Linked DNA regions of Homo sapiens: region 1 is linked to region 2. The links are chromatin loops, found by intact Hi-C in ENCODE. Cell type or tissue: endothelial cell of umbilical vein. All regions are shown on one strand. Links, peaks and the distances in the headings refer to the core of each region. The heading gives the core; the rest is flanking DNA. Region 1 overlaps LOC107986081 (a long non-coding RNA gene). Region 2 has its middle 5.6 kb from the start of TOPAZ1.

What was found. A loop is a pair of places that touch in the nucleus more often than their neighbours do. Peaks named below come from ENCODE experiments on the same cell type or tissue, not always from the same donor. Only the 100,000 strongest peaks of a DNase experiment are listed, where the experiment ranks them.
Region 1: it touches region 2 in a loop (15-fold over the local background); 1 of 110 quality-filtered maps calls a loop at or near these places.

The regions. Positions count from the first base shown.
Region 1 is chr3:43,854,341-43,857,247 of GRCh38, forward strand. It overlaps LOC107986081 (a long non-coding RNA gene), which reads right to left. Exons shown (of 3, transcript XR_001740673.1): 2 at 357-463. Among named protein-coding and RNA genes, the nearest start is that of ABHD5, 160 kb to the left of the region's middle. RefSeq lists enhancers at 382-883, 1,709-2,210, 2,211-2,710. In endothelial cell of umbilical vein, for the core only: a CTCF peak has its summit at 1,505 (motif pointing right); a DNase peak (open chromatin) is centred at 1,521; H3K27me3 peaks cover 1,989 bases.
Region 2 is chr3:44,234,850-44,237,756 of GRCh38, forward strand. No RefSeq gene overlaps it. Among named protein-coding and RNA genes, the nearest start is that of TOPAZ1, 5.6 kb to the right of the region's middle. In endothelial cell of umbilical vein, for the core only: a CTCF peak has its summit at 1,273 (motif pointing left); a DNase peak (open chromatin) is centred at 1,172; H3K27ac peaks cover 397 bases.

The sequences.
Region 1 (2,907 bases), core at 298-2,797, 380 kb before region 2:
ACCTCTGGGTTCCTCCACTATCCCAGACTTTCTTGGCACTTTCATTACCCAGATAAGTAACACATTCCCTGCATTCAATTCCCTCTGCTCTACATATTCAGTTTCTCCCTTTCTGGTTGAATCCTGACTGATACAGTATCAAATTGTAGATCATTGGCTAGTGTTACTTTCAATCTAATGTCTGAATACCCGCCCCTGCCCACACACACATTCCATGAGAACAAGAACAATATCTATTTTCTTCACTACAGAATCTCTAACACCCAGCACAGTGCTTGGCTTTGGGTTGTTGCCCAATTAATATTTATAGAATAAATGCTTGAAAGGGAAGGTGGAAGGGATGAAATCAAATTTACCATCGGTTCCAGGTGACCTGAGTATGCTCCTCCCGCTGCTTCTGTCCTGTGGATGGGGTGAGTGGATCATAGAGAGCAGTCCTTCATGGTTATGCAAAGAAGTTTTCCTGTGAGGAGACCAGAATGCTCAGCTTTGCTGCTATTATTATTTTCTCTTTTCTTTTTCTTTTTTTCAAATTCAACTTTAGTGGAAAGAAAACTTTCTCATTTCCCATTTCAGCTCACTGAATTATTCATCAAAAATGTTCTGCTGGTATTTCCTCCTCTGTCAGAGTTCTGCCGTTCCAGAAACACTGCCCTGGAGTTGCAATCAGAGCAATTAGCAGCCCATTACGGGATGCGCCTGTCCATGCCCTCAGGTTCCCGACCTGGGGCTGTGCTGATGGAGAGCCAGCACTACCATGGAGTCTGATGCGTGTAGGCTGGCCTGAGCTCCTAGCCCCATTAATTGATGGGGAGCCCAGCAGGATCTTCATCTTCCTTTGCCAGGATCAGCTAATCAAGTAACCAACACGCTAACAGCTCAGGACTTTAGCTAACACCACCCTCTTATCTGACAAGCTGATTCCATTGGACCTCAGTTTCCTTAGCTCTAGAAATGGAAGGACAGCCCTTGACTGCCTGCCTCACAGCACCATTGTGGCTGTATGGGCCCACCTTGACTCTCAGCTCTGTCCACTGCTGGGGTTCCAAAAAGCTAGGCAAATTGGTCAAATGTGCCTCTAGAAGTCGATTTACCTCTAAGGATGATTTCTCTCTAGAGGGTGTTTCAGTTTTGTTACAAGCTTGTCCCTGTTACACAACTTCCATCCCTAGAAGGGAGGACAGATTTCTGCATTCCTCCTGGTGTCACTCATCTGCATCTGTCCTCAAACCCACCCTCAAGGACCCATTTCTGTGTCCTACTTGTAGCACTGAAAGATGAAAGAGCTCCACAGCAGCTCTTTGGGTAAAATAAGAGAGATCATCCTCCCTACTATCATAGGTCTCTCTGGCTTTGTCGCCCTGGGGCTCTGGGGTGCCACCTCAGCATCTGGAGTGCTGGTATTAAGCTATATCTCTGGGCTGTAACTCAGCCCTTCTTCTCTGGGTTCTGCCATGCTGGGCAGGACTCTGCAAACCAGGGCTCTCCTTTGCCAGTGGCTCCCTGACAGGCTCTGCCATTAGGGGGTGCTAGAGAAAATGGAAGCTGGAGGAGGAAGCAGGGACCGGCTCCACCCTGCCTGCTTTTTGCTTCTGTGAGCAGCACCCAGCAAGGCTTCTTCTCCCTGGCAGCAGCAGCTCCTTCCAAAAGCAGCTGGTGAATCCACATTGCAGTTTTTCCACTTTCCATTTTGCAGAATGAGATGTATCAACCACTCCCTGGCCAGAGACATCGTACAAGCTGCCCAGCATCCCCTCCTCAGAGCTCTGGGTCTCATGAGCTGGGAAATGTGAACACCAGCTGACTGCCTCTCCAGCCTCACCCCCAGTTATCTTCCAGGTCCCTCCTCAAAACTTCCAAATCTTTTAACAATCCTAACCTCTTCCTTTGTTGTCTCCAGCCCCAGAGATGGTGGCTGCTGCCTACAGCTGCTGCCTTTGTTCTAACTTCAAGTACTCTTTTAAATCTTTTCAATTCCACAGCTAACAATTCTTTGCATTAAATTGTCTCTCCTCAAATAACTAGAAGTTTCTGACTCCTGCCAGGTTCCTAACTGATTGAGAAATAAGAGCTTGGAGCAGAGGCAGGGATGGAAGACAGCAGGAAGTGATGGCGGCTGGCAGAACCTGGGGGCACAGAGGATGCAGGACTGAGTGCGAGAAGAGGACCGTACTGTAGACCTACGGGTTTCGATGGCCAGCTGGGCTGTGTGTGAGCCACAACTGAGACGCCTTCCAGGGACTGCCAGAAGCACCTGCAGGGATGGTGAATCAGGCTCTTGAAAGCACAGCACGAATTTGGGAGCTCTGAGCTCAGAGGGCAGGGGATACTTGGCTAAAGAGGCTTAGTAGCCAGGAAGCCCTTCACACTGCAGCCTGTGTCTGAGCAAGTGAGGGGGCAACTGAATGAGTGTGCCCATCACTCCAGATGGTAAATGGAGAGAGGAAGGGATGCTTTCTCTAAGGGCGTCCTGGCTGGACTCGTCTCCCCCACAACCCTCAACACAGACACTCTCCTGCCTGCCTCCTATCCTAGGGTTTGGCAGGACAGATAGTCCAGGCGATCCCCTGTGACCAACCCCAAGCCCATGCTTCCTTCAAGGTCAAGTTTAGATGCTGCTGCGTCCATGGGACTTCTAGGATAACCCTCTCCCCACAACCATCTCTCCTCGCACCACATTGATAGTAGTGACTGCCAGTACCACTCACTGGGCCAGAGGAACAGTTCCCAGAGGGATAGACACTTTTCCTACCCTCAGTGGGGTGTCAGTGGGAAAGAAAGATAAAAAACTCAGCAGTGACTATCTATCTATCTATCATTTATCTATCTAAACTAATGGCACCTAGTAGGTGTTTGATAGGTAATTATTAAGTAAATAATGGATGAATGAATAGATGGATAGTAATG
Region 2 (2,907 bases), core at 142-2,641:
ACAGATACTCACCTTAATTATCTATGACGAGGCCAGACACCAATCTTACTCTGCTTCATAAATCATTAGCTGAACTACTTGTCCCCACTGACCAATTGGAACAAAATGCATGTTTCACACTTTGGTTCAGCTTCTCTCCTTCCTCCAGGTCCCTGAACTTTGGCTCAATATACAGCCCCTCCTGAGAAGAGGCTGGCCTCAGGGTCAAACATTCTGTGATCTCCTGTTGGAACACACCACTCTTTGGAACACGCCACTCTTTGGAACACCCCACTACCCCATACCTCATCTTTTCTAGCTTTATTTACTCCTCCACAAACAAACAAAATAATACACTGAAATGATGGCCCTAATCCAACTTGAATTTTTTTTTTTTTTTTTTTTGAGATGGAGTCTCGCCCTGTCGCCCAGGCTAGAGTGCAGTGGCGCCATCTCGGCTCACTGCAACCTCCGTCTCCCAGATTCAAGCTATTCTCCTGCCTCAGCCTTCCTAGTAGCTGGGACTACAGGCGTGCACCACCATGCCCAGCTAATTTTTGTATTTTTAATAGAGGTGGGGTTTCACCATGTTGGCCAGGCTGGTCTCGAACTCCTGACCTCAAGTGATCCACCTGCCTCAGCCTCCCAAAGTGCTGGGATTATAGGAGTGAGCCACCACACTCGGCCTAATTTTCATATTTTTAGTAGAGATGGGGTTTCACCATGTTGGCCAAGCTGGTCTGGAACTTTTGACCTCAAGTGATTTACCCGTCTTAGCCTCCCAAAGTACTGGGATTACAAGCCTGAGCCGCCATACCCGGCCCCAACTTGAAAATTTGAGAGGGATAAATATTACAAGATCCTTTCCAGAGATGCCAGAGTATGGGCACATCCACCTTAGGCATTCTTAGGTGTGGGGCGGGTGCAGAAGCAGTAGAATAAGCTTGCTTCCGTCTCTCTCAGACCAGAGGTTCTTGCCTCCTGGAGAATGGTCAGTTTGGAAGCACAGGCGGCTAGGCAGCAACCAAGAGGAAACGCTTAGGAAATGATTAATTCACCGCGTTTTTAAATTACTTAGCTGCTCTTGCCTCTCAGGAGCAAAACGGAGAGGTTAGACTAGATTATTTCAAGGTCCTATTCTGCTCACAGATTCCTATTGTGTTCCATTTTGGACTTATTACATTGAGTAATTGAGTTCTTCCGACTCAATGACACAATCAGAGAGGCTCTTAAGATTAAAGAGCCTGGAGTTCCTGCAGCCTGAGGAAAGAGGGTGAGTCATCGTTGGCGGCTCTGATCTGGGGCCCTCTAGTGGATACAAAGTTAATTGAGATTCCGAAGTCTGGACTTCAAGACGTAAAATTACTTGAGACAAGTGGCAGGTTTTGAAACCTTTCATTTTTCTCCAAGGTAAAATAGGATCACTAATTTTTTTTAACATTTGAGAGATACCGATATGTTATTGTCTGCTGAACATTGGATTGGATAATATTCCTAGGCAGATGATTTACAATCAGAAATTGAATAAGAAGCCAAACTTGGAGAAAATGTGGGGAATGTTTAGCAGAAAAGATAAGTGACCATGTTTTGGGAGAACACAAAATTTATTCTTGCATTATTTAAACGCCAATTTCAAGACAGTGAAAGAACATCTTCTGCCACTGTGACTGAACAAGTCTTTGCTTTCACACTGTTTCTTCCAGCTTCCTTTAGCTACAGAGGGGGCTCTCTTACCAGGAAAAAAGAAATTAAGTATTTTAAACTGTAGGAATCTAAAATGCCCCTCAGTGGCATAAAGATTATTTTAAGCTAAAACCATCTGAACAAACAGCAGCCATGAGGGCAGGAGGCGGGCGGACCTTATCTAAACTTCTTTTGCTGAGTTAAGCAGGACCTCCCAGAAAATACCAGCCACCATAATTCCCTCTCTGAATGATTTACAGCCGGAAAAAAAGACTATTATCAATGGAATTAGTAATTGCTTAAACTTCATCTGAACCAAACTTTCCACTCGTTCTTCCATAGAAGCCCTTTCTCCCCCTCCTTTCTCCTTATTCAGTGGATATATAAACTATCTTTGGCTGATTGAGTAGCCGTTTCATCTAAAGGATCCAGAGTGACTACACAAATTTTGTCTTTTCTCCTATTAATATGTCTACTGTCAGTTAATTTGCAGACCCCCAAACACTGGACCCAAATCGAAGGATGAAAAAATATTTCCTTCCATAGGGGAGAAGATAATTATTTTCATAATCATCACTAGGTACATGACTGAGGCACCTATAATAAAAACATACTAACAAGAGAAAAGCTCACAAATTTAAGTTTTACATGACACAGGAGCCTTCAGAAATGAAGACTCAAAGAAATGGTGAAACTTGCGTATTTTTATGCTTAAAGAGTGGACAGTTGTACAGAAGTATAATTGGACAAAGGGGGTGTGATCTAATGGTAATAAACTGGGGAGAGCTTAGCAAGACTTGTTTGTTCACGTTCTTCTCTGTGTCCCTGTGTCTTCAGAGATAAGGATATTGCTTTCTTCCAGGAATAGGAAGGGCACCTCTGGAATGAGGGTCTATGGCCTACTTCAGGAAAAAGTCAGCTGGATTTTATGGCCTGTTTCAGGGCAAAAGGGCAGGGGAGGGTGAAAGTGACCTTGCTTCTGCTGTTTTCTCAAATGCCAAGGTGCCATATTTTGGGGTAGCATGTTCTGAACCTCATCACTCCCAACAAAACAGGCATGTACTTCAGAGAATGGGATAGAAGAACTGAGAAATCAAATGAGGTTTGTGGTGCCCAGATATTAATAACAGCAGAAAGCAACTACCACTTCTAGGCTGGAGCGGCAAAGGGACCTCAAGGCACATAGCCGAAGCTGCCCCCACAGAGAGCCCCTCCAGCAAGAAATGGAGCCCCAGGGGAGATGTA